2 separate regions of the Mus musculus genome follow, and region 2 is linked to region 1. A link is a loop called in an ENCODE intact Hi-C map of the cell type or tissue named here. Cell type or tissue: left cerebral cortex. All regions are shown on one strand. Links, peaks and the distances in the headings refer to the core of each region. The heading gives the core; the rest is flanking DNA. Region 1 holds the start of Gm40244 (a long non-coding RNA gene). Region 2 has its middle 42 kb from the start of 2610028E06Rik.

The links. A loop is a pair of places that touch in the nucleus more often than their neighbours do. Peaks named below come from ENCODE experiments on the same cell type or tissue, not always from the same donor. Only the 100,000 strongest peaks of a DNase experiment are listed, where the experiment ranks them.
Region 2: it touches region 1 in a loop (2.2-fold over the local background); 8 of 42 quality-filtered maps call a loop at or near these places.

Annotation. Positions count from the first base shown.
Region 1 is chr4:125,214,596-125,230,236 of GRCm38, forward strand. All of the region lies in intron 4 of Gm32611 (a long non-coding RNA gene), which reads left to right. Gm40244 (a long non-coding RNA gene) reads left to right here and starts at 3,849. Exons shown (of 2, transcript XR_868132.1): 1 at 3,849-3,972; 2 at 5,007-5,297. In left cerebral cortex, for the core only: a CTCF peak has its summit at 5,881 (motif pointing right); DNase peaks (open chromatin) are centred at 4,991, 5,949, 6,131 and 6,578.
Region 2 is chr4:125,956,424-125,972,064 of GRCm38, forward strand. No RefSeq gene overlaps it. Among named protein-coding and RNA genes, the nearest start is that of 2610028E06Rik, 42 kb to the left of the region's middle. In left cerebral cortex, for the core only: a CTCF peak has its summit at 6,522 (motif pointing left); a DNase peak (open chromatin) is centred at 6,513.

The sequences.
Region 1 (15,641 bases), core at 4,535-7,034:
GGGGTGACTCTGCTTTTAGCAAGGAGCGTCACAGCATCATTTTCTGACCTTTGCTAATGTCCCTGTGAAGGCAGAGGCAGAGCAAGGATGGAACTTGTGTCTAGTCGGGGTTGGGGAAAGTGACGGCCTTTTAAGACTGTGGAGTGGGGCTGAGGAGACATGCAGATGGTATGTCCCTGCCATGCAAGAATAAGGAACTGAGTTCACAGCCCCAGTGCCCATGGAAAAAGCCAGGTATAATAGCGTGTGCCTGCAATCCCAGGTGTAATAGCATGTGCCTGTAATCCCAGGTGTAATAGCATGTGCCTGTAATCCCAGGTGTAATAGCATGTGCCTGTAATCCCAGGTGTAATAGTGTGTGCCTGTAATCCCAGGTGTAATAGTGTGTGCCTGTAATCCCAGGTGTAATAGCGTGTGCCTGTAATCCCAGGTGTAATAGCGTGTGCCTGTAATCCCAGGTGTAATAGTGTGTGCCTGTAATCCCAGGTGTAGTGGTTTGTGCCTGTAATCCCAGGTGTAATAGCGTGTGCCTGTAATCCCAGGTGTAATAATGTATGCCTGGAATCCCAGGTGTAATAGTGTGTGCCTGTAATCCCAGGTGTAATAGCGTGTGCCTGTAATCCCAGGTGTAATAGTGTGTGCCTGTAATCCCAGGTGTAATAGCGTGTGCCTGTAATCCCAGGTATAATAGTGTGTGCCTGTAATCCCAGGCTGGGGGTAGAGATAGGTGGATCCCTAGAGTGATGGCCAGTCAGCTAGCCAAATCTGTTACCAGGTTATCAAGAGACTCTGTCTAAAAAATAAGGTGGAGGGAGACAGAGGAAGACATTCACATCAACTCTTGTCCCCATATACATATAACACACACACACACAGAGCACATATACCACTCATGCATACAAACACACACTCATACACATACATACACAAACATAAACACATACATATACACATACACACACATCATACACATACAGATACACACCACACACACACACACACACACACACACACACACGAGTGATGGAGAAAGGAATGGTGTTGTGTCTTGGGGGCTTGTTCTATCTAGAGTTTACCTGGGATAGGATATATCCAGGCAAGTGCTGGGCCTATACAGGGTATGGAGAGATAGTTGTAGGGGACCAGGAGAGGAGGCCAGAGTGGAAAAGGAGCCAGAAGAGAGCAATGTGGAGTTTGCTCCTACTTGGTCTCAGGAGAGGGTGATTTGGGGTCCTCATTAATTGTGGGAGTGAATTGTAGGAGAGTGGAGATGGGAAGGTATGCAAGAAGCAGCAAGGAGGGGGTGTTTGGAGAACTCACGCCAAGGTTCAAGAGGCTCCAGATTGTACACTGTTGTTGGACAGTGCAGCACAAAGGGCTGGGACTGTGCCCAGCTTATTAAGGGTGATAGAGCAGAAGATGTGTGGAGGGCCCATGCTGTTGGTTCCATTGATGGAGAGATGATGACAGACAGTTCTCCACCAGCAACTGCAGGGGCACCATTGAGACAGGAAAAGACAGTGTAGAGGTTCCTTTATCTTGTATTCTTGCTGAGTCCATTTTAAATTTAACTAGCATTTTATCTCCTTGATGGGAAGGTCCATGGAAAATTACTTGACTGTATTCTAGGAACCTGAGGTCAAGATGACTCAGCTAACTTAGCTCAGCTTCTGTTAAACTGCTTGCTTGCACAAAACCTCTCTGTGTGGCTTTTGAGCGAGATACCAGGATGCGTTTTTTGATCTTTAAAAGCCTTTTCTCTACACCCTTTAGACTTGGGTCCTAAATACCTGAGTGTGGTCTCAGATGGCTGGAATAAGGATTTTCAGTTGGCTGTAGATTGTGTCTTGAGTGTTCATTTGGCTCCCATATTGCTGGAGGGTATCAGATGCCACCACACTCCAGGAGTGTGGCTTGTTTCTGCTGACGCACTATGTGGCCAGCAGGGCCTTAGTGATAGATCTCCAGACAGGAGCAGATGTCAGGGTGGTAGTTGAGAGGGTGGTTAGGATGCAGGAAGGGCTTTAAATGGCAAGTGGTTAGAAAGCTTATACAAAGACACAATTAACAGAAAACTTCTTAATCCTAGAGGGCAATATAAAAAAGTCAAAAGTCAGGCTGGGCACGGTGGTGTACCCCTTTAGTGAGATCCTGTATCAAAACTTAACAAAATAACAAAATTACTCAAGTGTAAGTGAAAGTGATACAGTGTGGTTGCAACTTTTAAAGACACACATGCACACGCAAACACACACACACACACACACACACACTCCTGAAATAATTGTGCTAAATGCTAATAATGATCATGTCAGGGTGGTGAGATTATGAGGTGGTGATGGTGGTAGATTGTGCAAAGATTGCTTTTAATGTGTATTCATGCTTTAGCTAGAGAAAATAATATTTTTTAATGTGTGTGGGGGGGGGGAGGGGGAGAGGGGGAGGAGGAGTGGGGGGCTTGGCAGTTGGAGGAGAACTTGCCATATTCTCCCTTCTGCCATGGGCTTCAGAAGTCAAACTCAAGTTAATCCATCTTGGCCATAAAAAACTGTACTGGCTGAACCATCTTGCTGGCCCCAAAATCATCATTTTAAAAGTCTTCTGCGAAAGGGCTTCTTTTCTCAGTGATATCCCCAGAGGCTGTGAAAAGATCATTTTATCTTTTTTATCCTATAAGTCTTCCGGGAACTGCAATGTATGGTAGAGGTGAGAGACATAGCAACAGATATAGATGTAGAAACAGGAAGATGTGTCTGTCACAGTAACAAGAGAGGCGAGATTACCGAACAATGTCAGACTGTGCGCGCTGTGATGTCTTGGAAAGTAGAGACAAGGGGGAAAAGCAGGGAGGGAAGAAAAGAAAAGGAGATAGAGAGGAAGGCTGATCTTGAAGTCACCTAATAGCCCAGGCTGGCCTCAGCTCTTGGCGGGTTTCCCTCCCCTCTCTGGGATCCTGGGAGGGTGCCACCTCAGCATGGAGGCAATTGGCTCCGTTTGCATTTGTGTGTGGTGTGGCTCGTTTGTGGTGTAACTTGCTGGAGACTGAGGTGAGACCCTTTTCAAATCTGTGTACCTTGTTGTTTCTGGAAATTGCATTCCGAGGCACAAGTATCTATTTGCATAACATCAGGCGGGCCTTTTTTTTTTTTTGTCCTGGAAGTGTGTATCTCAGGCTTCAGAGTGCAGCTTGCTTTTAAAAGTGATCTTTTAAACCTTGTTTACAGTGACAGCCAGCACTAGGCAATTGTTAGGTCGCAACCCGGAGAACAATTACCAGATCCCTGTAAATTTCTTGGCCTCCTTTTTTGCCAATTCCGGCAGATGACCTCTATAAACATCCCAAACGAGCAATGATTGAGGTCAGAGAGGGCTAATGCGATTTCCCCAGACGACACTTTGTTGTTTAAAATAAAGTAACTAAGAGAGAGTGTGCTTAATAGGAAAGTCTTTCTAACAACTTGAATTTAAAGAGCTTTTTCTCTTTTCAGAAGGATAATTGTGGGAAAATCCTCAGGATTTTTTTTTTTTTTTTTAGACTAGATTAATAGAAGCCTGGCTTTCTGTCTGCCGGCTGCGAACTAATTTATTTAATCATTTCTGTGTTATTGGACAGTTCAATTATACGTTTCCCCAGGTATAAATAACAGAGCACCTCCAGGAGCTTGCTGGCACTTTACAGACTCTTCCCTAGGGATAACCTACGGTCAGATTGTGTCTCCTTCTGGTCCACCATAGGTGATGTAAGGACAAGGGTTGTCATAAAGGTGGCCTGACATAAAATTGTAGTTTTGCTTGACACATTATGACACTTTTTTTTTTTTTAATTGTGGTGGTGGTGGTGGGAGGGGGGCTGGGTGAACACTGCCAAGGATGACATGTCACGATGTGATAAGGTTTAACATTCCTGGAAAAATCTGGATAGATCCTGTTAAACTCTCCTTCAGAGACGGGTGTGCCAACTTCCAACCCATTGTGAGTGGTGGTGAACTGTTACAGTAAACTGGGGTGTGTCTCTGAAATCATGGGGAAATGCTTCTCTGGAACTCATAGATTAGAGCTTTGTGTGGAGTCGCCAGAGCTCACCTGGCCCAACCAACTTCCCAGAGGCCTTGCATACCTCCCGAGATGGACAGCTCCCTACCCAAATAGCTAAAAACTGGAAGGTTTGAGGTCAAGACCCATCCCCACAAGACAACTGCTTCCCCCCTCAGCATTGGCTGCGGCATCAAGCTCTGCCTCTCATTTAGCACAGGCAGGTGATCCTTTACAGCTAGACTGAGCATCCTGTTCCCGCCCCCCGCCTCCCGGGGGAGGGTGTGATTGTAGAGTGTGGGCACCTGCTCTGGGCCTGAAGAGCCGTCCTCTGTGTCTCCAGCTTGCCAGTGAGTCCTGCTGGCTATTGGCAGCTGGGTTCATCCTTCTCTTGTGTCTGCCAGACCCATGTAGAAGGAAGACAGCAGGGGAAGGATGATAAAGGGTGGTCAGTCACCAGGTCATATGCTGCTCTTCTCTGTCTCTAAGCCTAGCCTCATTTCTACTCTGGTCTCCTCATCGAGCATGGTGGACGGGGGAAGGGGGAACTGGGACAAGTATGCAAGCTACCAGTAGGATATGTTCTTCATCAGTGGCCTTCTGGGCACCTTCCCTCTCCCCGCGTTGACTATGGAGTTTGTAGTTCCTGGACAGTTCCCCCAGTATCTGTGTTGGACACTGTAGCTTAGCTGTTGAGCACAGGTGATGTTATTTCCTGCCCTGTTCTGGGGCTGACTAAGGCAGACGCAGGACGTCTGATTGGCCAATGAGTGGGCTCTCTGAGGGTCAGGTGTTCTCTCCTTGACCAATCAGCTGTTGACTGAGGTCATACAGTACAGCTGTATGATCCCACTCAGTGGGGTTTGTGAGCATCAATAATGATGGGCGTGTGAGTTAGTTACTTGTCTCTTTGCTAGAATAAAATGCCAGACAAGAAGCTACTGAAGAGAAGAAGTGTCTATTTTGGCTTACAGGTTCAGGATACAGTCATGGCAACGAGAGCTGGAGGAGGAGCTGGTCTCATCGCATCCTTAGTCGGGAAGCAGAGAGATCTGTACGTTGACAAGCTCACGTTCTTATTCAGTCCAGCTCCCCAGCCCATGGAACGGTGATGCTCACCTCAGGGTGGGTCTTCTCATCTTAATTAATGTAATTTAGAAACTCACATTCATGCTCAGAGATTTGTCTACTAGATGATTCCAGATCCTGTCAAGTTGGCAATGTTAACTGCATCACAGTGTCTTAAAATGTTTTCTTTTCTTTTATGTGTGTTTTTGTTTTGTCTTGTTTTGTTTGTTTGTTTTACATGAATGCGTGTGGGTACCAGGCAGGCACATAGTGCCTGGAGAGGTCAGAGGAGGGTGTTGGATCCCCTGTAACAGGAATTACAGATGCTTGTGTGCCACCATGTTGGTGCTTGGGAATTGAACTCAGTGCCTTTGGAAAAACAGACAGTGCTCTTAACCACTGACCCGTCTCTCCAGCTCCCACCACGGTGTCTTTAAATAAAGGAATAAATACCAAGTAGTGAAGGTGAGATGGCTCCCCAGAGAGCATGCCTGGGTCCTGTTTCTGTCGGTGGGAGATTTATAGGGCTGAGAATCCAACTTTGGGAAGGATCAGGAGGAAACCCTCTTCGGCATGGTGGGGCCATGGAGGAGAGATCTTGGGGAGTCTTGGCATCTTTCAGGCCTGCCCAGGTGCTTTCTGTTAGTCTTGTGCCGAAGCCCGTATGTAGAGCGTCTCTACCTGCAGCTTGGTTGAGGCATGAGAACCATGGATGCCCATAGACGTGCCTGAGAGGGAAGCACTGGCCTCTAGGTGGAGCCTGGGATGGCGGTAACCTCCCGGGACAGTGGCTCAGCACCCAAGCCCCACCCACCTCCTCCTGCTGTCTTCTGCAGGAGCAGAGATGCCTGGAAGAGCGCCCTCTGCTTGCTTATCCCTTACTCCCCACTTACTCCTGTAGGGGCAGAGGCAGGGGAGGCCTTAGGAGGCTGGACAGGATCTGCAGGTTGGCTGACAGAAAAGTCCCAGACATCTGGGACTTTGATTCTTCCAGGCTTGCTTCTTTTGTTTGATTCACTTGGCTACCGGAACCTTCCCTACCTTCTGAGGGAAGGGTGTGATGAGTGGGTGCTCAGAGAAACAGGGACATGGATTCAGCTCTCAGATTTTCCAGTTGCTGTGCGGTTTCAGGCAAGTGCCATTTCCCTAACCCCCATCCCTAACACCCTGAGCTTCAGGCTTTTATCTGGACATTGAGGTGTTAGAGTGACTGAATTCATCAGCATATCTCTGGCTCTTCAGGGGCGAACCTCACCTAACCACTGCTGGTGTCTAGCCACTGCTTCCTGACTCTGACCCGTGTCATCTCACCACAGCACATCACTGTTCACTGACCGACTGTTTCCAGGGAGGAATCGAGAGCTCAGAGATGTTAGATGACAAATCCACAGACACAGAGCCAGGAAAGATCAGGGCTTGTCTCCTTCCAGAGTTTCCGTGGACCCTTCTCTTAGGAAAGAGATGGCAGCTGGGGTGGGGCGGGGAGGCAGTGCTCACTCTGGAAGACAGATGGCTTTCCAGCTGCTTGTAGGGTCTGGGTGCTGTTCTAGCCACCAAGCATGGAATGGAGCTAGCACATCTGATAATACACCATAGGCGTGGGTCATCTCACACCACTGCCAGGTGATGGACAGCCCTGGGCCTGACAGGTCTTTTAAGTACCAGAACTGGATTGGGGCCCATTGCCCTTAGAAGGAGGCCCAGCCTGCAGAACTGCAGTCAGATGTCTTCCTAGCAGCTCTCTTCCAAATGCCTCCGACATACCCAATGGCCCCTTCATACACATACACCCCCCGCTCCCCAACACACACACACCCCGCTCACAGCCGGAGAGGTTTGCTCAAATTAAGAATTTGATCCATTCCTTCAGTCCCTCTCCAGGGGTTCCAGAGAGCAGAGGAAAGGATGCCCTGTCTAATGTGCAGGTGCAGCTCTGCATTTGGAAGGAGATCTTGACAAGCTTCAGGAAAAAAAAACCATCCCCAGATGACCCTCGGTTCTTGGAGAGAAATACTAACTTGTGTAAACGCCTATCACCCCCAGAAGCCCAAAGCCTGCCTACTTGAGGGTCAATGACAAGAGGAAGGGTACATGTATGGATGGAAGTGCATACATGCACATGCATGCATGTGTGCACACACCCCTGTGTGTGCTGGTGTTCTGGGTGACCTTGGAGTCTCCTTCACAAGGACAGCCTGATAGCTCTTCCAGGCTCTGGGGTCTGTCCCCTGTCTTGCCAGGGCAAACCTTGTAGGCTCTTGTAGAAGAGAGGGATGGTGGAGAGGGAAGGGAGGGACAGTTTCGCCTGGCTTTGAAGTGAATGTCCATCAGTACTGGCCACATAGAAAAACGATTTCTTCTTTTGACAAATGAGGTTTAGAATTTTAGACTGCATTTCAATCTGTTTGCTGTAATGGGTTTTATACAGCACATATGTGGAGGTCAGACGACGCTTGTGGGAGTTGGTTCTCTTTCTAGCATGTGGGTCTTGGGGCTCAAACTCAGGGAGGGCAGCAGGCTTCCAGTGCCTTTCCCTGCTGAGTCATCTCTCTTCCTCCTCTTCCCTTCTTTTACTCCTCCTCCTCCTCCTCCTTTTGAGACAGAGCCTCATGTAGCCCAGGCTGGCCTCACTCTGTAGCTGAGGATGACCAAGACTCCTGAGTTCTGGGCTCACAGGTATGCACCCCCGTATCCATGTATCTCATTTTGTCATGGCTCTCCGTCTTCTTCCTGCAGGGAGTTTGCCTTGACTGAGGGACAACGGCTTTTCTACATTTATTTCCAGATTTCTTCCATTTGTAGAACAATAAATAATTTACAAATATTTCTCTTACATTTTATTAGACAGACACTGATTGAGTACAGTTTTTGCCTTGGAGAGTGCGAAGCCTGGGCTGGGGATGTAGCCCAGTGGTTAGAGCTCTTGCCTAGCATGTACGATGCTCTGGGTTTGGTCTTCAGCACTGTAAAGAGAAGAAAGAAATCAGTTCACAGTTTAGTGAACAACAAATAAAGAAAGAAAGAAAGAAAGAAACAGCATGGCAATCACTGGAATAAACACTCGTACCCAGTGTTTTGAGAACACAGTGACCAGCATTTCCCAGGGTAGCTTGAGGAAATGCATGGAGCAGTGGGCATTAAAGATGTAGGAGCCTGTCCAATGTGGGAGGATATGGCACGAGCAGAGCAGCATTCAGCAAAACCAGACCAGAGCAAGCAGAGTCCTGGGAGAGGGGAAATAGACTGCCGTAAAGCTGAGGGGAAGTAGACTGCCATAAAGCTGGAGCTCCGGCCCCTCACGAGGGGACACAGATGCCGTGCTCAGGAGTCTGAATGCCATCATACAGGTGACAGGACCTTGAGGGTTTTTCTCTGGAAGAGGGACATGGCAGATTGGCGGGGCTTGTGTTTATTTGTGCACATACCATGTTCTAATGCCTCCCACATTGCATTCATCTGTCTCCCTGGCATGGACCAGCTTTGACAGAGCTGTGGACTGGATAGAGAATCAGATCCCTGCTCTGCCTGCGGCTGGCCACTGTGTGCTGAAGATGTGGTGTGGTTATGGACACATGGATTCTGGAGGCCAGAAAGTGTCCTAGTATAAAAGACAGGCACAGGCATGTCCCTCTCCAGAGGTCCAGGCTTCATGTGGTCCCTCACAGTCAAGCCCAGATGGGTGCCTGCTGCTTCATTGCTTGGTTCCTTATGGATATAATGGCATGCCCAAACGGTGGCTCTTGGCCTGGCATCTGGAGCAGCCTTGATGGGAGTGAGCACCGTGCCTCTTCTTGTGGTTTTGAGAAGGCTGGAGAGGAACTGGGAAGATGGCTCAATGGGTAAGAGTCCATGCAGTGCAAGCGTGAAGTCCTGTGTTCAAATCCCCAACACCCATGTAAAAAGTCAGCTGTCATCACACACAGCTCTAGCCCTGGTGCTGTAGGAGGCAGAGACCGTAGGAGCATAAGGGCTTGTTGCCTGCTAGCCTCACTCCAGGGTCAGCAAGAGACTTTGTCTCAAGAAAATAAGGTAGAGAGAGAGACCCTCTTCTAGCTTCTGAACACACACATGTATATATACCAGATGCACCTCTCTTTTTCTCTCCCTCTCCCTCCCTACTTCACTTGTGCAGAAATCCTCCCATGACAAATAGGGCCCTTTCCCTTTCTTGTGAACTCCATCGATTTCCCCTCTGTCAAAATCCCTCAGGCATTGCCAGTTGCCTAATGGTCACCTAAGAGCCACAGGGGGGGGGGGGGAGTGTCCTGTTTGCCCGTGCTCTCAGCCATGTCACTAGCTCACTGGCCACAGAAGCAGGATTCTGTGTGTAGCAGTGTGAGCTGGTTCCCTTGAGGTCCTCCCTACACCAGGCTCCATGCTGAGTGCTTCCCTTTGAGATCTGGTTCACAAGGAGGCCACTGAGATCCTGAGGCTGGGGAGTTGCTTGGAGCAGCATCAGCAATGGGAAAATGGTGCTTGCTTTGCACAAAGGCAACATGTCCCCAAGAGTCACACCAAGAACTACAACCTCCACTGTGGGTTCCCATTTGGGGGGTCTTAAAGAGCTGTTTGCAGATGGCCCCACACTAGCCACTGGAGGAGCAGTGTTTCTGCATGAGGCTTCCTCTGAGGATGCGGGGTTAGGGGTGGCGGGTTCCCATCGGGGGTAGGGGACAGCTGTGTGCTTGCCTGCCTCTCTATCAACACAGGGATGAGTATGGGATGGGAAGGCAGCCGAGAGATCTGACCCCTAACCACAGGAGGGTTGGCTTGGAACCTGGAAGTGTGACAGTGGTCAGATGCTAGTGGAGGTTGAGCTGGAGGCAGAATACAAGGCTAAGAGCCTGAGATGACAATCAGGGGTCTAGCCTGAGCCACAGACATCTCATCAGGGCTGGGAGGGGACACTAGTGTTCCTTCCTTGTCGCCAGTGGAGCAACCCCCCTGCTTCCATGCACACAGGCTAGGGGCACACTTGTCTTCCTCTTCCGATTTAGTTTTCCTTTCCCTTCCTTCTTCTCTTCTTCCTTTTCTTTCATATGGAAATAGGGCTATTGTTTTTCTGAATGTAGAAACTCATGCTGTTTGTAAAAAGAAATCAGGCCATACAATCGTTTAAAAACAAGATTAAATAGTCTGAGACTGTGCAGAAAAGCACCCCAGGACCATTGGTGGAAGCCCTCAGACCTTTTGTGGATGCAGAAGGGACTCAGATTTGAAGCTTGACTCTCACCCAGGCACCTCCTGCCTGCAGCAATCCCTCTTCTTCATCCCTCCCTCCTCGGTCTGTGATCCACTCTGTATTGACTTCTTTGGGCTGTACTGGTGTCTATTGTTAATTTAGTTTCCACTAATACAGTTTCTTCTCTGAAGCCCAGATGTGCATCTTCAGGCCCTGGGTACAGCCACTTCAATGCATCCCTGCCTCTCGGCCCCACTTCTGGACAGAGAATCCAAGTTCTAGATGGATGCAGAGACTCAGCACCCTCTGAATGTGCTAGGTCCCCTGCGCAGGGGGTCTGTGCCTTGCTGTGGGATCCTGAGGGGCACTGCTTATGCAGGTAGCAGTGCTGGGATCGGGACAATGGGCAGAGCTTGTCTGATGACTGGACACTGCAGCTGAAACAACTCCCTAATCCCGAGAGGAGACAGCTGACTTTCATCTACCCATCTAATCTGAATCTGTGTCTACCTTGTGTGCCAGGCCAGCTGATCCCAACCAGCTTTTCAAGGTCTAGGGTAGGAAGAAGATGCCGCCCTCCAGGAAACCCTTTGATTATGAATGTGGAAAGTGGCCAGGGAGAAGAAACTGAAGGCCCCACCCAAGCCCCAAAGAGTTGTGGGAGGGGTCAGAGCCAAGGCCCAGCCCTTGCATGGAGACAGTGAAGGACAGAATATAAGGAGCTACTGAGCTAGAGTCTGACTTTGGGGACTTGAAGGCAGACAGAAGGGTGTTGGAGAGAAGGGAAGATGGTTGGCTGTCTAACAATAGAGGCTCCAGAGCTGGGGTTCCCAACCATCCTAATCCTGCAACCCTTTAATACAGTTCCTCATGTCGAGGTGACCCCCAACCAGAAAATTATTTTCATTGATATTTCATAACTAATTTTGCTACTGTTATGAATCATAATGCAAATACCCATGAAAGGGTCATTCAACCCCCAAAGGGGTCCCAACACACAGGTTGAGAGCCATTCATCTAGTGGCTGGGACATGTGGGCATGTGGGAGTGGAGAGTAAGGGACATCAAGAAGGACACAGACAAAGTACCAGGGACCTGCTACTTCATCTCCAGCACCAGGAGTGAGGTCAACACCAGGAATGAGGGCAACAGACAACCAGCCTTAGCCTGATCTTTTCTTTCCCTCCCCTTTCCCCTTCTCATTTCCTTTCCTCCCCTTTCCTCCATTCTGTTCCCTTTCCTTCCCTCCCCTTCTTTCCCCACCCCCTCCTTTTGTTTCCCCCTTGAAATAGGATCTTACTTTGTAGCCCAGGCTGGCTTTGAACTCACAATTCTCCTGCATCAACTCTTGCATGCTTGGGATGACAGGTGTGTGCCTCCACACCTGCCTGGATGTTTGATCTTTGTTTCTCATAGTGGTGCTGGTGGTGCTGATGGTGGGGACGTATGGGTCTTTCTGCCTACTCCCTCATTTAATGGATGAGGAAACAGACCCAGGGAGGGAAGCCACGAGCCTGAGGTCACACAGCAAGTCAATGCAGAGGCTTGGGTTACAGTGGGGGTGCTGTGATTCCCACGATGGGTGGGCTCTAGCACACTAGGCATCATGACCAGGTGCAGTGACAGCTGTGGATTCCAGAGCTGGAAGGACCACTAGGACCCTGAGCCCTGGTGTTTAATGGTTGTCCACCTTGGACAAGCGCCCCAAACCCTGTGAGCTTATATCCTTATCTTCCAGGGGTAGGCAGTTCAACACTTTGACAGCATGTTGATAGGGCCTGAACAGGATAAGGTTTGAGAGCTGCCTACTGTGTACCAGGCTCACAGTAGGTGCTTCATTAAGGCTGTCTCCTGGCTGCAAAGCTCAGCCATGAGGTACCTAGCTTCTCACCTTAGTCAAGAGCATCTGACCTTTTAGAAACAACCAGATTTCCAGTTATTAAAACTGCACACAAATTTTTCCTTCTTTAGGTTTCTACATTTTAATACTTAAAATAGAGAAAGTATCACCCACACCCCAGCACTGAGACCAAGAAGTCCCAGGGAAGGCCCCAGCCATTCACCCGGCTGGTCCGTGCTTTGTGAGTGGCAGTCTTCTCTGATGGTGACAGCATGACCCCCCAGGAAGCCTCACAGGCCCTGGGGTGCCCTTGGTGGGGACATACCTGCCTGGAAAACATTATCAAACTCTGAGCCTGGCATTTTGAAGACCCTCTGGGGCGCCCTGAAGCAGTTTGAAAGGCTCATTTAGGAAGGAAATTCCCTCGCTGTGTCTCTTTTTCAGCTCATTTCGGTTTGATTTCTCGGCTTGCTGCTAACCGTGTACGGATACCTGCCTCTGTGATCTCTACATTAGCAGCTCGGTGTCAGGAGAGGCGGCACTCATTGGTACTTTTTTCTTTCTGACAATGATAATAGAACTTCAAAAATATTTATTTTTATTATTTCCCGTTTGTTCTTGTGTGTGCCTGTGTGTGGGTATGTGCCCAAGAGTGCAAGTTCCTGAAGAGGCCAGAAGAGGGCGCTAGATCCCCTGGAGTTGGGATTATAGGCCATTGTGAATTGTCCAACATGGGTGTTGGGACTTAACCTCTAAGTCATCTCCAGCCCTGAATATAGGGCTTTTTACTGTTATCTGGGCCACTGTGCAATCTGCTATGCCCAGAGCTGCCTGGGCTCAATGAGAAATGCTTAGGACCTAGGGTTTCCTTAGTTTCTCCTATCTAATCCCCAGGCCCTGGAAAGATGGGGAGGCAGTAGATGACTTCTTTGTGATAGATGAAACACAAGGGTTGCTGTGGAAGCCAGACATGACAAGAATCAGCTGAAGGGAGGTCTGGGTGTGAGCTCCCTCCCTTCTGTTTCCATCCACTGATCTTAGATGCTATGGCCTTTGTAAAGCTGGTCTTTTGGCTGGCAGCTCTGCCTTCCCTTATCCTCATTTATATAACGAGTCTCGTCTTCATTGAGAACAATTGTTCCAGGCTCTTGGCACTGCACTGTGTGGATTAACCCACTTAATCCTCCCAGTGACCCTCTGAGCCAAGTACAAAGAGTATCTCCATTCACAGAGGAGTGAACCAAATCACAGACCTATAAAGCATGTAGCTAGTTGATGGTACAATTGGGATTTGAACCCAGATAGTTCTGACTGTGGAGCCCTTGGCCTTAACCCCTGTTACAACCAGAGGGAGCAAGAAACCAACCCTCTTGGAATAATGGGACAGGATTCCTTGCCTGGCTTAAAACAGGATCTGGATTCTACAATTCCAATCTAGACTCCAGTCTTCTCTTCCAATGACCATTTAGCCACTGACTCTAGAACCCTGCTGGCCTCAGAGACCTGGCAGCTGCAGCACTTGACCTGGTGTATTAGTCAGAGTTTTACTGCTGAGAAGAGGCACCATGACCAAGGCAACTCTTATAAAGGACAACATTTAATTGAGGCTGGCTTACAGGTTCAGAGGTTCAGTCCATGATCATCAAGGAGGGAACATGCAGGCAGACATGTTGCAGGAGGAGTGGAGAGTTCTATATTTTGTTCCAAAGGCAAACAGGAGAAGACTGGCTTCCAGGCAGCTAGGATGAGGGTCTTAAAGCCCACATCCACAGTGACACACTTTTTCCAACAAGGCCACACCTACTCCAACAAAGACACACCTCCTAATAATGCTACTCCCTGGGCCAGGCATTTTCAAACCACCACACCCACCACATGTGACAACAGGAGGTTCAGAGGAAGCAACAGGGCCACCATATTCCCTGTGATCACCCTTTACCCCTTGAATCTTTTCAAAAGTGCTAGAGGCCCTGATTCCAGCCTCTCTGCTTTTCTGGGTCTGGGAAATGGCAGCTAATAGTGGCTAATCTAAGAAACACCAGAATGGCAGATGCCTGGGTCTAAGGCTCCAGACTTGAAGCACCTGCTCGCTCAAGAGTTTAGAGACTGCCAGTTAGTTCCAGGTATGTATCTTGAAACATCCTCTTTAACTGGCCCACCACCTCTAGTTCCCATCTCTGGTCCTTGTCCCTGGTGGCTCCAAACACCTGGCAGTACCTTGCCATGCAATGGGCTAGAATACCTGCACAGACATTTTGGCTGGGCTTGTTAGCTGACTCAGGGCAGGTGGCCCTGTGTCTCTGTAGCCCTGTATCTCCCTTCAGCTTTCCAATCGTCTTTCTTTTCAAAGGTAAGGATTCTATGCGACAAAGTAAGTCAGAGCTTCTCAAAGTTTCCCACCAAAGCAAAACCTGACTGCAGAAGAGAGTAAACAGGTGCCCTGGGGGGTGGGGGCGGGACGGGGGCGTAGCTTAAAACAACCCGCCACAAACTCAGCATTCATTGAAGTCTCACCGCAGCTTAAAAATTCATGGGAATTTTGCATTCAGCTCCATAATGCATCTGCGCTGTTTCTTTTAACGCGAAGACAGCGTTTCAAGTTGCTCGCCGTCGGGTAATCTCAATGCCAGCAGGACCGGCCATGTTTGTCATGTAGCTCATATATTCTTCAGCGCACCGATGGGAGTCTCCAGGGATGTGTGTATCCAGTTTAAGAAAGATTCGTGTAGGTACAGCGCTCTGGAAGGAGCAAAACACATTAGATAAAGGTCAGGAAGTCTGGGTGTGAGCCTTGGCAGCGATGGGAACACATTCATCAGAGAGCAAGATGTCGGTATGGAGGAGGGAAGAGAAGGAAAGAAGGCACTTGGGAATGGGGAGGCAATAGGGATAGGAGAGGGGGTGTGGGGAGAGGGAGGGGACGCAAATTCCAGGCCTCCCAGAATCCAGCTCTCAAAGCAACTTCCCTTCTACCTAGTGACCCCAGCTCAGTGCCACCGAGTGCCTGTGAGCCATGTGCACTGAGTCCTTTTGCTCAGGGTAGCTCCCAGTACTGCACGGGGTCTTTTCTCCCATAGCCCTCCTTGCCTTTTTGAGGCGTTTTTTTGAGCCATCCACGCTTGCTGGAAGCTTCTGTAAGTATCCCAGAATGCCTCAGGTGAGTTTGCAGACGGGACTCCACTGGGACCGGAGCTGTAGGCACAAACCTTTGTCATCTCCTTTCTGCTCTTCTTAAGTATCTCTTTAAAATTGCAAAGCTCCCATGCAGAAAGGCGAGCTCTCCGTGATATTACCAAATGTCTGAGAGCAAATATTTCCCAAGAACTGTGGGGGCGCGAGCAAACACCCTCTTTTTTTCCCCTTTGTTATTCCTGGGCGGAAGCAGATAATGAGTTACCCTTTTCACAATCAGTGCTTGCTGGATTTTTGGCTACATTATTGGGAGCAAATATAAACAGGGTAAGTTAAAGGCATAGATTATTGCAAAATAAAATTGGGATACATGAAGCTTAAAAGTCT
Region 2 (15,641 bases), core at 5,037-7,536, 740 kb after region 1:
GAGGAAGTGTGTCATTGTGGGGGTGAGTTTTGAGATCCTCTTCCTAGCTGCCCATGAGACAGTCTTCTCCTGTTTGACTTTGGAACAAGATATTGAACTCTCAGCTCCTTTTCCAGCGCCATGCCTGCCTGGATGTGGCCATGCTTCCTGCCATGATGATAGCAGACTGAACCTCTGAACCTGTAAGCCAGCCCCAATTAAATGTTGTCCTTTGTAAGAGTTGCCTTGGTCATGGTGTTACTTCACAGCAATGGAAACCCTAAGACAAAAAAAAAATAAAAATAAAAAAATTAATAAATGTGGGAAGCAGATGGAGTAGCGCTTGCCTATATTCTCAGCACTCTGGGGGTTGAAGCAGAAGGATCAGGAATTCAATGCTATGCTCAGCTATATAAGCAAGTTCAAGGATAGCCCATACTACATAAGACCCTATCTCTCTCACACACACACAAACACAAACAAACACACACACACACACACGCACGTGTGCGCTTGTAAAATAACTAAATGTAAGAATGGTCATGCCTGTTCTTCAGCTCTCTTGCTCCCTCAAGGTCCCAGGAGCTTACAGGCCAAAGAGAAAAGGGACAGCCACCTACACATGGGGCATCATGTCCTTCCAAGCAGGCATCAGGGGTGATGAGGCACAGAAGCCACCGTGATGTTCAATTCAAATCTGCCATGTCTCCAAAGGAGTTGCAACAGTCATGGGCTAAGCAGGACCAGGGCCTTCCATCACCAAAGGAGGGGCTCTTCTGATGCTGGAGTGGCCACAGATGAGCCCCCAGGGACTCCTCTGCCTCCAAGAACAAAACCACAAAACTCCAGAATTTCTTCAGGGGCCCCTCGCACTCACTGGCCCCTGCGTACCCTAGCCCCCTGCTAAGGCGGCTGTTCCCAGGCCACTGGGCTGCACGCCCACACTGCCTGCAGCCGCCCGCCCAGGAGCATTAATTGAAAATTAATCCGCTCACTACGTGCCGACGTGCAAATCAAAGCTAAGTGTCTCAATTAGGAAGAGAAATGCAGTCGGGACTCTTCCTGGGCATCGGCTTATTTATGGGGATAATATCGTTTTTAATGAGGGAAGCTACTAAACTGCACAACAAATGCAACATTTAATAGAAAAATATTACAGCATTCCATCAGCAGAAGGAAGCCAGGAGGGTGAGTTCCAGGGACACACAGTTCCCCCATGGCGTAGGCAACAATGGAGGAATGTGTATGGGCACACAAGCCCTGAGAAGCATGCATCTCAGGGCTTGTGTGTACATGTGTGTGCATGAGTGTGCATGTGTGTACATGTGTCGTCCTTGCTTGGAAATGGGAGCTGTGGGTGTAGCTGGAGGAAAATCAAATTTGCCTGAGTTTGGGTTGTAAAAGAAGAATTTGCCAGGGCTGGGGAGGTAGCCCAGTCAGTAAGCGTGAAGGGTCCTGAGTTTGGGTCCCCAGAACCCATGTAATAAAAACCAGCTGTGGCCATGTAAATCTGTAGTCCCAGATCAGGGTGGATGGAGACAGGTGGATTCCTGGGCTCCCTAGCTAGCTAACCTAGCCAACTTGTGACCCTATCTTTAAAAATAAACTGGAAAACTTTTGAGGAAGACACCTGTGGTCAACCTCTGGCCTATGCACGCAGTCACGCATGGATGAACGCATTAAAGACACCACACAGCACACACAGACACACAGACACATACGAAAGATGGCTTCCCCTCTGCCACTTGCAGAGGCCTGAGTAAGCCACATAAGGCCACAGGTACTTGCCAGTTCCAAGAGGAACCTGGTTTGTTTAGTCCCTAGGGAACTGCAGATCTCCTACTCCATGTCCATGGAGAGCCCTCTGGACCTTCTTTGGCATATAAAGACAGATTGTCCCAGCCACATATCACTGGCACCTGAAGGCTTGCAAGACCTATGGGCCTCGGTCCACTGCCCTGAGCTGGTACTGGTCTCACCTTGGTCTCAGGCTCAAGGACCAGGATTTATATTTGCAAGACAAGTCTATAGTCTCCCACCCACCGCCTCCTCCATTTGGGCAGAGTCCCATGGCTTATGCTCTTGTCTCTTTGCAGTGGAAACATGACTGTGATACAGCTCTCAATGCAGGCCAGCCTCATCTTGGCACAGCAGAAGATGCTACAGTCCTCTATGGGACACCCACACAGCACCCTCCTCCAGAGGTCTGCTGGTCCCCACTCACTCTCCCTCACTGCTCCCCAGGGAAGTTTTTGGCTACCCCATCCTCCTCTGCTCTTGCCAAGGCCCAGGGGCCTAACAGAATGATGTTCAAAGTGAGAGCAGGTGAGATGTGGGTGCTTCATGTCCCCGCATCCAGCAGAGCATGGCCAAAGAGGCTCAGTCAGGAGGGTAGAGACATCTGCGTCCGCCACCCGGTTCCACCCTGCAAACCCTCGCATGAAGGTTTTCATCAACATTCCTCAAAAGAAGAAACTGATACTCAGAAAGACTTCAACCTTTGCCCAAGGCTTCCCAGCAGAGGAACTAAACTACCAGAGGCTCTGGGCCTCTTAGGACCAAGGCCTGGGTATTCCCATCTCTGAGGAACTTGGAGGCTCTAAGTCAGGGGCCCCATGTGTAAGCCTGCGCTGCCTCTCGTGACCTGGGTGACATTGAATTTGTTATATATTGATGTCTATGTGAATCATCAATAAAATGGGGCAGGGGCCAGCACCTACTCTAGGGGTTTCCTCAGAGCTGATACCCGTCAGGCACCTAGAACTGAGCCAGGGCATGAAAAATGTTCTGTATGCTTTGAGATATTAGTATTATTGGTCCATCCTACCCGCAAGCCATTATCTCCCTTGTGAGGCTTCCAAAACCATCCATCAGCCTGTGAGGAGCCCCATGGCAAGGCCTTCCCTACCCCAAATGCCCAGCACAAGGGGCTATTGTGTTCCCTAACACCAACAGTGTATTCCCACAGACTGTCGTCAGCCACCGAGCCGAATGGGTCTCTCTCATGCGCCTCTCTAAGTGTCCGTTATACTTAAATTCTGAAATAATAAAGTAATAGCAAAAGCTGAGTAGAGAAGAGGGGCCAGTGGAGGATGTCATTGTCCCCGTTAGATTCCTGCCTGCCTCCTTCGTGTGACCTACACAGATCGGGGACAAGGATGAAGCTTGATATTCCCTCCCGTGACATTCCTCAGAACCTAGTAAAATGTCTGGGCCTGCTAAGTGATTTATTACTGCTGGGGGGAGGAGGAGGGAGGGAGAGAGGGAGGGGTACCCTAAGGCTGAACAGGAAGTGGGGAGGGCAAGCCAGCAGGCTGTGCGATGCAATCCTACCTATACTATTAGGCTGCCAAGGGGTCAGCTGCTCCTGCCCGGAGACCTGAGCTCCCAGGAGTAGCAACACTGCCCCCCCCCCGCCGCCCCCCCCCCCAGATCCAGAACGACCAGCCAGCCACCTGCTCCCTCTCAGCCCTCAGGTCCCTCTAGACTGAAGACATTTGAAAGTTAACTTCCCACAAAAGTCACTCTCCAAGATTAATATTTATTTCTTATGAAATTTAAATTTTTCAGTGTAATTAAATTTTTATTCGTCCTGAGTTATAGATAAAAAATATTTATAACTTTCCCTTTCACACCACTGAAGATGAGGGTTGGATGAAGCCAATTACCGGGACTTCCTCCCGGTGCCTGCTCTGAGGTCAGGGCTGGAGGAGTCAGAGGAGCCTTGAGGAATTAAAACCTGGCATCTGTCACCTCAGGCCCAGAGCCAAGGCACTTCTTGCATGGAGACATAGGGCCATGGGTAAAAGAGGGGCTCCAGAACCACACCCCAGATAAGCAAGATGGCCTCTAGCAAGACACATCTACTTCTTGTGGCTCTAGAAAGAGAGAAGTCCAAGGTCAAGGTGACAATGGAGTCCAGTGTCTGCTGAGGTTCACCATAGAGGCTCCATGACAATCCAAAGTCCTGCCCTGTAGATCCACAAAGAGGGGGCTTGGTATCCTCCCATGGCTGGAAAATCCACTCTGTTCATTAAGCCTGAGCTTGGCCCCTTCCTTATTGAAGGGGCTGCCAAATCCCTTTTTGGTCACATGCTCTAGCATGGACTGGGAGATCAGCACCCACAGCCAATCTCCACCACACACACCACAACATGGCCTCAGACCATCCTACAAGCATGCTGCCACCTAGAAGGCCATTTAGGGTCCTGGTGACTCTTGGTCACTCAGCAGGCATCCCTAAACAGTGGCGTGCATGCGAGTTTCAACAGGGCTAACACCAATTAAAGAATCAGGTTCTTGTCATACCATTCTCAGCTCTCCTCTGATGGACCAAAGGGTCTTGGGGCCCGGGCTAGACGAGGGATGGAACTCACCTCTCTGGTGTGGCCCCACCTCCCAGAATAGGAACAGCTCTTCCTCCCTCCTAACAGTGCCAGGGAGCTGCAGATCCTGCTCTCTAATTAGACCTGTCGCCAGCCGGAATCACTCCCAGGCTGGGCTGGGGAGGTCATTAGCTGGAGATGGATAAGTGCTAAGCCAGCCCCACTCTGGAGATTTACAAGGCACGGGCGAGGGAGGATTTATAAGGTTTGTTAAATTTCTAATTGAGTTTAGAGTGCTATGCCACAGTCCCGGTGACCAAGCTGCACAGGCGAGAATTAAAACAAGTGCCCCTATCCCTCACACTGTAAGAGGACTGTGGCCTCTGCCTCACCTGGCTGCACAGACAGAGGCTGCCCAAAGATGGTGTGGTCCAGCAGGCAACCCCAAACCTGCCCCTCAACAAGTTCTGTCAGTTCCTAGGCCTGACCACAGTCTGCAGGGTCTGCCTGGGCAGACTGGCTTGATTTCTTAGATTTGTTGTTTGTTCATTGGGGGTCAGAGTGTAGGTGGGGGTATGTCCGTGTTGGTGCAGTAACATAGGGTTACATGTGCCTGTGACTGTATGAGGTAATGGTTCACCTCTGATCAGCTGAGGTAGCAGCCGCCCTGCAGGGGGTTTTGATGTTGTAGTTTGGAGGGGGAAGTGTATTTGTTCTGGTGTGTGTGTGTGTGTGTGTGTGTGTGTGTGTGTGTGTGGTGTGTGTGTGTGTGTGTGTGTGTGTGTGTGTGTGTTGAGATGGCACCCTCTCATTGGTTGATGTGAGGCTGGTCAGTTAAGCTAAGCCGCTGGCCAGTGAACCCCAGGGATCCCCATGTCTCCACCTCCCTGGTGCTGAGATTTAAAAAGCTTGCCAAAGCACCTGGCTTTTTACTCGGTGTCTGGGGCTCAAACTCTGGTCCTCGTGGCTGTATACAATTTGCCCACTGAGGCATCTCCCCAGCCTCTCACTCATCGTTTCCAATAGTCAATATAGGCGTGTAATTCATAATTCACACAAAAGCGTACCCAGAGAAAAATCTCTCTTCCCCCTGTGACTCTTAGCCACCACCCTGTCCCCCTCACTGGCAAACAAAACAAAACAGCAGCAACAACAACAACAAAAACCCAGAGTTTAAGCAGGAGGAACTAAAGTTCCACTTAGGTGTCTGAGGATGGGGGTGACAAGCAGCCCACCGCCCTATCACTCCCTCGCTCAGAAGTGCCCACATGGCTTCTCCCACTGCCAAGTGCAATACAGAGCCTTTCTGGAAACACGCTGGCCATGGGCCTTCCTTCTAATAACTGACAGCATTAGCCATCAGAAACCAGGAACACGGCTGACTTCAGAGGGGTTAAAAATGCTCTAGAACAGTGGTTCTCAACCTCCCTAACGCTGCAACCTTTCAATAGCTCCTGGTATTATGGTAACCCCCAACAAAATTGTTTTCATTGCTACTTCATAACGGCAATTCTTCTGCTGTTGTGAATAAATGTGAAATCTGAATAAATGTGAAAGGGTCTTTAGAAGGTCACGATTATAAATATCTGTGAAAGGGTCTTTAGAGCCCCAGGGGTCGTGACCCCTAGATTGAGAACCATTTCTAGAGGACGCAAAACAAGCGGGTGGTTGGATGGAGTCGGGTATCGACACTTAAGACTTCTCTGGGAGGGAGCACCTGACCTGCCGCCTGAATTGCCAACTGTATGAAGAACGGCAGGGACAGTGTTGTTGGAGGGAACAGCAAAGCAAAGGCTCTGGGGCTGCAGTTGGGTAAAAGAGCATAACTGGAAAGAGACCGGTTCCGAGGCCATGGGCACACTCAGAACAGGAGGTTCATTGGGACCAAACACACCCACAGCTGAGATGTGACCTTGGGTGAAGGGTTTTCCTGGGTCTAAGAGGACCCAGCTCTAGAACACTAGGAATGTCCTTATCTTGTCCAAGGTAAGGTTTGGAGTCTAGCACACAGAAGAAGTCATGGAACATTTAGAACAGTCCTCACCCTAATGGACCCGCACTTTCCTTTATGTGGGAAAACAACGGTGGGAAATCCCCCCAGGGCTGTCTCTAAGTGGGGAACCATGGAAAAGGAGCAACAGGAATTGAAACCTGTACCACCTGCATCCGACAGCTTCGGAAAGCCCCGATCCATAGTGTGGGCATCGGGCGCCCTCTGGTGGTGACAGTGCCAATCCAAAGCCTAGAGCTATCAATCATCCTTGTATCCAGACCTGGCCCTCTCCAGCATTATAAATGGGCAGAATGGACAGTACCCACTAAGGATGCCACCTGAGGGGTCACATGTCTGGTTCAGGGTCACACAAGAAGTGGATTTACCTAATGCCCAAAAATATCTATTCATATGTTTGCTCTGTTTCATTAAGCACCTACTGTATACCAACATTGTTCTAGAAACAAGCAACCCAACCCTAACCAAGTCTCTGCCCTCGAGGAAGTCCCCCTCTACTAACGGCAGAGCCTAGACAGTGGTTAATGGCTTCAGTCCCTCCATGGGCTCATATTTAGACCATTTGGTCCCCAGATGGAGGTACTATTATTCCGGAGGATTCTGTATACTTGGAAACTGGACCAAGCTGAAGTAGGTCATAGGAAGCAGGTCTTTGAAGATATCTTGTCCTTGGTCCTTTTGTGCCTCCTGCTCTAACTGTAAGTGTACAGAGTTCCCTATCAGGCATCCTCCAGAGAACCGGGCAGCATGTGTGTTCAGTAAAATGGCCAAGGCCAGGACATAACCACCCAAAAGAAAGGGGACAGTGTGAGCCATCATTTCCATCCCAGAATCACCCCTGCTTACTGCAACTAGAAAGCCTAATTCACACGCTATGGGCAGATCGCCTGGAGTCCTGCCTGAACAGCAAGAAATAAAAGGTCCTAAATGCCCATCTCTGGCCTCACCTAACAAGTCTTAGAAGTACAACCTAAAAGAACAACAAACAGATGAGACAATTATTACATAAATAACCAGGTAATCAATAATTATATTAAATGTAAATGACCCAACACCCACAGTTAAAAAGGCAGAGACAGTCAGGTGGGTTTTTAAAATAAAAATAGAAACACAAGACTTGAGATGAGGTTTACCAGTTATGAGTACTTTCTGCTCTTGCAGAGGACCAAGAATTGGTTCTCAGTACCCACATGGCTGCCCATGACCAGGTATAACTCCAGTTCCAGGGTACTGGACACTCTAATTGGATCTCAGAAGGCCCCTTCATGCACAGATGCATATAATAAACTCCGGCTGGCACACCCAAATATTCAAAATAAAAGTAAATAAATCTTTTTTTTTAAAGCAAGTCTCAACTACCTGTTGTTTCAAAAGAAATACTAAGCTATGCATGGTGGTGCTTACTCTTAATCCTAGCACTCAAGAGACAGAGGGGGAGGTTCTCTGTTGGTTTGAGGCCAGACTGGTCTACATAGCTAGTTCCAGGACAGCTGAGACTAAACAGAACCTGTCTCAAAAAATAAGTATATTAAATATAAAGATAAAGTAGGTTAAGAATAGAGGAATGTGAAGGATGTGGCAGCTCACACCTTTAATCCCAGCACTTCGGAGACAGAGGTAAGTGAGTTCAAAACCAACCTGGTCTACATAGAGAGCACAGGCCAGCCAGGGCTGCAGAGTAAGATCCTGGGCTCAAAAAAAAAAAACTTAAGAATAGAAGAATGTAAAAAGGCATATCTTCCTACCACTAAGTAAGCAAAAACTGAGCCAGGTATGAGCTTGGGTCGTGGAAGCGGGAGACTCTAAAGTTCAAGGTCAGCCTGAGAGACATGAGACCCTGTCTCAAAAAACAACTTTTTAATGAAAAGAGAAGCCTGAGTAACTACATTGACAACAGACAAAATATATTTCAGATCATACCAATATTGCTGATCATAATGACCATGGGCCAATTAATCAGGAAAACACAGCAATTCAAACTGCTTATGCATCTCATCACGAGTTTCAAAATACATGATGCAAAAAATAGAATAGCAACAACAACAACAAAAAAACCAGACAGATCCACAATTATAGCTGGCAATCTCAATATCCATCGCTCAATAACTGATAAAACAGGCAGGCAGAAAAATCACTAAAGAGTCAGAAGATTTAAGCAACACTATAAACAGCATGCTCTAATTGATGTTTTCAGAACACACCATTCAACATCAGAATGCATATTCTTTTCAAGTATGCATGGGAAATTTTAAAGGATCATGGGCTAGGAAGATGGTTTTGTCTGCAAAGTGCTTGCTGCATGAACATGAGGACCTGAGTTCAAATCCCTGGCACCTACATCAAAAGCCAAGCTGGGTAGTTCCCAACTATAATCTCAGCTGTTGGTGAATGGAAACAGGGGGATTCCTCGGCTTTAGTGGCCAGCCAATCTAGTCAAGTCAGTGAGCTTTAGGTTCAGTGCCAGACCCTGTAAGGAGGAAAGATGGCCTGGTAGGCAAAGCACTTGCAATGCAAGGCTGATGACCTGAGTTCCCCAGAACCCAGGTTAAAAACCAGACACAGTGGTGCATGCAGGTACAATTCTGCACACCCTATGAGGAGATAAGGGCAGAGACGGGAGAATCCGTGCAAGCTCCAAGGCCAGCCAGCCTGACATAGGCAGCAGGCAACAAGAGAGGTCATGTTCCAAAGTAGAAGGCAAGGATCAACAGACAAGGTTGTCCTCTGACATGGGTATATGCTGTATGACATGTGTGTGCCTACTCACAGAGAGAGACAGACACACAGAGAGACAGAGGGAGAGAGAGAGGCAGAGACAGAGAGAGACAGAGAATACCTTTAATAACCTGTAAGTCAGTAACTGAAAGGAGAAACCACAAAGTATTTTGAGGAGAATGAAAACTAGGAAACGAGGCTGGATCAATGCCTTAGCCACAAGACACCTCTTGATCCTGCAGAGGACCTGAGTTTGGGTCTCAGCCACTCACATCATAGCTCACAACTGACGGCAATTCCAGCTCCACGGGACCTATGATAGCTAAGCTTCGTCGTCTGCTACACCTGGAATCAACTAAACCCAAACTGCGGGGCACTCTAGAATGAGATTTTCTTAATCAGATTATTTGCAGAAAGAAGACCCACCCTAAATCTGCGTCACATCTCCTGGTGGCGGCCTTCGCGAAAGGACATGGGAGAAGGATGCGTCGCTTCCTGTCTGCTGCCCCCACTCTCACTGCCAAGTTTGTGTATCTTGTTGCTGTGGCTGGCGGGAAATCCAATTTCTTCAGGATTTCAGTGCACACTGAAGACCAGAAGCTCTCCAGGATTCCTCCCAGTCTCCAGCATGAGAAGGACTGCTGGGATACCCAGCCTCCTGGACAGAGCTAATACTGGATTCTCCGTCTTTCCATCATTGAGACACTCGTCGTTGGACAACCTTAAGTCAGTCTAATAAACCTCCTCTCAGTTAATATTTATGTTCATCCTATCGGTTGTTTCTTAAATTTGGTTCCCAGACTCCGAGACCACGCCCATCCAATACTCTAACAAGGCCACACCTCCTAACCCTTCCGTCTCCTTCAAACCGCCACACTTATGTGTGTGCAAGGTCAGAACCTTGAATGAAAGCACCTGAGACCCTCTCCTGGCCTTCAGAGGCACCACCACACATGGCCACATACACACACAGCAACACCCACGCATATACTTAACTTGAAAAACAAACCTTTTGTTTTGTTTGATTTTATGCATATGAGTGTTTTGCCTGCATGTATATATGTATACCACATGCTTGCCTGGTGTCTAAGGCAGTCAGAAGAAGGAATCAATTCCTTAAAAATGAGTTACAGACCGTTGTGAGCTGCCATATGGGTGCTAGGAATTGAACCCAGGTCCTCTGGAAGTAGCAGCAGGTACTCTTAACCACTGAGCCATCTCTCCAGCCCCCTTGTGGTTTTTTTTTTTTTTTTTTCTTGTAGCTCCTGGCTGTCCTGGAACTTGCTCTGTAGACCAGGCTGACCTCAAACTCACAGAAATCCAACTGCTTCTGCCTCCGGAGTGCTGGGATTAAAGGTGTGCACTACCATGCCAGGCTCAGAAAAATAAGTCTTTTTTTTTTTTTTTTTTTTTTTTTTTTTTTTGGTTTTTTGGTTTTTCGAGACAGGGTTTCTCTGTGTAGCCCTGGCTGTCCTGGAACTCACTCTGTAGACCAGGCTGGCCTCGAACTCAGAAATCCGCCGGCCTCTACCTCCCGAGTGCTGGGATTAAAGGCGTGTGCCACCACCGCCTGGCAAATAAGTCTTAAAAAAAGAAAGAAACCGCATTTAATTGGAGGCTGGTTTCACAGTTTCAGAAAGTTAGTCCGTCATCATCATGGTGGGGAACATGGTTGCGCTGAATGGACAGATGGATGAACAGACAGATGGACAGACAGACAGACTGGGCTGGCCTGGGCTTTTGAAACTTCAAAGCCCATTCTCTGTAATAATACCTCCTCTAAGACCACACCCCCTCCAATACTCCAACAAGACCACACCTCTTAATCTTTCCCAACCTTTGACTAGCTAAGCATTCAAATCTATGAGCCTATGGTGGCCAGTCTCATTCAAACCACCACGCATGCGCATGCTTGAGGTCAGAGGACAACTCTGAGGAGTCAGTTCTCTCCTTCCACCTTGGATGGCAGAATCTCTCTATTCTGCCCTTCACACTCCCGGCCGGCTAGCCGGCCCACCAGCTTCCAGGCCATTTTTCCTGCTCTCGCCTCCCATCTTACATTCTGCTCTTAAGGAGGAACTCAAGTTCAGTTCCCAGTATCCACATCAGGCAGCTCATGACTGCCTAGAACTCTGGTTCCAGGGAATCTGCTGCCTTCTGGATCGCACAGGGCCCAGCACTCACGAGCACAGACCCATACACAAACACACATACACACAGACATAATTAAAAAATAACTTTCAAAAAGAGCACTGGGGTTATAGAGTACTACATCCAACTTTACATGTGGATTCCAGGGACTCAAACCCAGGTCAGTAGAGGAAGCAGGAAGCACCTTTACCCACTGAGCCAATCCCCTGCCAAGAGTCCACAGACACTCAAGAAGAGTATCTATTTAGCCAGCTGAATCTGAGGTAACAACAACCTTCTCAAAAGATAACTCCAGAATCAGATGGCTTCCCTGGGGACTTTTAGCAAACACATAAGCAAAGTGTGCGATTGTGAAATCTATATTAGATTAGGCCTCGGATCCCATTTTCTGGCCCACGGTTCCTAAAGCATTTTGAACCTCTGGAATAACAAGTCTTTTTGTGTACTGTCTTAGTTCATTGGGATGGCTATAACAAAATACCTTAGACTGGGTAATTTATACATGAAAGAATTATATTTTGTGAAATTCTGGAGGCAGGCAGATTGGATGTCTGGAAGGGCTCCAGGGATGGTGGCTCGTGGCTATGCATCTTCATGTGACTGGAGGAACAGAAGGGACCAGGCAGCGCTGTCTGCTTCCTGTATACGGGTACTAACCTCAGGGGTGAGGGCAGAGCCCTCATGCTTATCACTGCCCTGGATGCCCCGCCTTTTAATACCATGTCTTAAGCTGTAGATCTCAACAGATGAACTGGAGTGGGGGTGGGGATCCCAGCATTTGGGCCATAACATATGCTGAGACGGCTGGCAGCTGATGACCCTACATAACTTCAGGAAGGAGGAAAGGCTGGCCTCTCTCCCCCACAGGAAAAAAAAACAAGATATGGCCTTCATCCTTGTCTCCCCAGAAAAAAATAGAGGGACTGAAAGTAAGAATTCAGTACAGAATGTCCAGCGATTTCCACAGTCACACCAGGGTAAGGGAGATTCCATTAAAACCTGAAGGGCAGGGTCTTGGGTGTTCTGGATTGCTGAACTCAGGGCAATGTCTGGAGGGGGACACTCCTAGGGAGGGTATGAAAGTCCCATGCTCCTTCCCCACAGTCATACCTGTCCCGACCTATCTGACTGTGTAACATACCTGAACAACTCAATAGCCACGAATCACGTTTCCCTGAGTTCTGTGATCCACATTCGCAAATTAATTAAACTGGAGGAAGGAATTTTGGTACACACAGCCAGCAAAGTTGGATCCAGAGGCCATAACCTAGGGTGCCAACCCAAAGGCTGGGCTGTCCTTTATGCACCCCTGTTCCTACTCTCAGGGACTTCTACCTCACCAGATCCTCCTAGGTCACTGCCATCCTGGATAGCCTTGTGGGTCACCTTGTGATCCTAGAGGTCTCTAGTTCTCACTTGCTTTTGTTCTAATGGGACAGTGTTCCATGGCAGGGCCACCAGGCCCTGGCAGCTGCAGACTCAATGACTACAAGTCTGAGCACGAAACCAGAAGTCAGTCTTCCAGGTCCCAGGGACCTCTAGGAGTCCCATGGGGATAAACTGGGGATAGGGATGCCCCCAAGGGATGTTAGTGGAGTGGTTAGAAGTCTATCTGAGGACACTACTCTGAACCTAGGCTTCCTCCTTCACAAGATGTAAGATGCTAAGTAAGTCACTTCACCTAAGACGTTTTAAAAAAAAAACAGGGTCTCACATTATAGCTAAGGATGGCTTTGAACTTCTGTTCTCCTGTCTCTGCCTCCCATGTGCTTAGATTACAGTTCTGCACCATCATCCCAAGTTTCCATGGTGCTAGAGATCAAACCCAGGGCTTCAGACTCTGTGCTTATAGGCACTCTACCAACTGAGCCGTATCCTCAGCCTCACTTTACCCCCCCACCCCTGCCAGCCTCAGTTTCTTACTCTGTGCGATAGTGTTTAATTCAGAGAATCGCCCTGGGATTGAATGACAGGAAGATGCTTCACCTAACACCTGGCCACAGTGAGCACGGTCCACAGGGGCCCCACCTCATCTATGAACTGAGCCAAGAGGAACCTAGGAATTCTCTGAGCCAGGCAGAACTGGACACTTGAGATCCAGGGCAAAACAGTCATCTCTCCAGCCTCTGCTCGGGTAAGGGCTTCCGCCTAAAACCTCTCTGCTGTCTGCTAACACCTCACTGATGCTTTGATTGCGCTGAGAGCTCCAGCCCAGCTGTTGAGCCTCTCTACCAGCTGGGGCTTAGCTCAGTTCCTCCAAGCTAAGAAATAAGCAAGGACCCGGGGGGGGGGGGGTGTGGAGCGGAGCCCGCCTTTATCTTCCTCCAGAGATGTATATAATTCAGCAGCAAAGAATGCTCAGCTCCCCCCCCCTCGCCCTCAGGCGGGTCACATGACCTCCTCCTAGTGACTTAAGGTGGGTCACCTGGCCTCTAGGCCTCAGTTTGAGGGTTTACAAAGCCAGGTCAGAAATGGTCATTTCTGCTACTTAGTTAATGGACATAAGGTGGGTGTGTTGCTCTCTGGTACGATAAGACATCAAAGTGTTTGCTCTTCTTATTCTCGTTGTTTCCATTTCCCCCAGTACATGGCCAAGTACACAGAAGGTCTCGGAACATATTTATTGAATGAGCAAATATACGGGCGGGTTCATTAATGAACACACCAGCCTTTAATGTGCCTAGTTCACTGGTCACAATGGCTTTGGGTTTGGTGTACCTGGTGGGTGCCAGGTGCACTGTGACATGTGATCTAACTTAGCAGGTTCACTTGTCCAAGATGGCAGCCATTTCTTTCCCTCCCGTTTCATTTTTAATTGTACACATCATATAAAAAAAAAAAGTCACTGAAGAAAAAAAATCAGTAGGAGGAGGCAAAATAAAAAACAATCGATGTAAAAATCACCTATAATTCCACACTCTGAAATTACCATTGTTAAGCATTTGCTGACAGTCAGCCAGACTGTCTTCATGCAAATTTTTTAACAAAGATGGGCTCACATTATGCATACATTGCACCGCAATGGAGTGTGACTCTCTCCATGTCAATAAATATGTATCACAGGCGGCGGCGACTATTCCATTGTAGAGCAGAATCACAATTTATTTAACCAATTTGCTGTTGGGGGCTATTTAGGCTGATCCAATTTCTCACCATTTTCTGTGATGAATATCCTCCTTATCCAGACAACTTCTTGAACTTGTCCAATTATTTCCCTAGGATAAATCTCTAGAAGTGGAATTTCTGAGTCAAAGACAATACACTTATTTAGGGCTTCTCATCTATGCATATGGCCATGTCGTCTCCCGGGATGGCTGTACCAATTTATACTCCCACTCTTGGCACAGGCGATGTGGACCACAAATACGGAAGGTATGGGAAATACATCAGGAAGATGACATTCATCAGGAAAGGCTAGGCCATGCCACAGTAACAAATTAACCCCCAAATCTCAGTGGCATAACACAGAGAAAATTTATGTCTGGTCCAAGTGGCAGATTCAGTCTGGCTCAGGAGAGTCCCTGCCTCGAAGAGTGAACTGAAGGACACAAGCTTCGGAGAGACCGGCCCAAGGACCCAAGGACGGCTGTCTTTTACAGAGCCTGGGAACCAAGGCTTCCCCAGAAGGATTTAAGGGGTTAGCACCCTGGATTTTTGTGTTTTTTGTTTTTTGTTTTTTGTTTTGTGTGTGTGTGTGTGTGTGTGTGTGTGTGTGTGTGTGTGTGTGCAGACCAGAGATGTCTTCCTAAATCATTGTACACTTTATTTATTTATTTATTTTTTTATAGATGAGGTCTTACTGTGCAGCCCTGGCTCGCCTAGCACTTGCTATGTAGACCAAGCTGGCCTTGAACCTGCCTCTGCCTCTAGGTTAAAAGTGTGTGCCATCATGATCAGTCACTTTATTTTTTTGAGATGAGATTGTTCTTTGGACCTAGAGCTTCCTGAGTCAGCTAGACTCTCTGTTCAGCAAGCTCCAGGGGTCCCCCTGCCTCTGTCCCCACAGTGCAGGGACCACAAGCACATATGTCCTCACCCACCTTTTTACATGGATTCTGGGGATTTAAACACCCAGGTCCTGGTGTTTATGTGGCAAGCTTTCTACTGATGAAGCCGTCTCCCTGGGCCACTGGCAGGTTCACGTTCAATGACTTGGTATAGAAGCAGTATTTCCTTGGCTGGAATGGTCAAGTAGCCTTTCTAGCTGCACATGAGATGGGTGGTGTGACCTTCCACATGTCCAGGGAGAAAGGAGACATCTGATACGAGTACACAGCAATGATGTCTGCTACAAATAGAAAGCATTAGAAAGCACAGAGAGTTGTCTTTGGGCAAGAGAAATGGGAACTGAACCCTGTTGAATGTGTGCCCGATTTCCCCCATCACTCACTCTGATTTTGTGAGAAAGAGTTATTTTGCCTCCACATACTGAAGATAGTCAGGGAGGCCAGACCATGGAT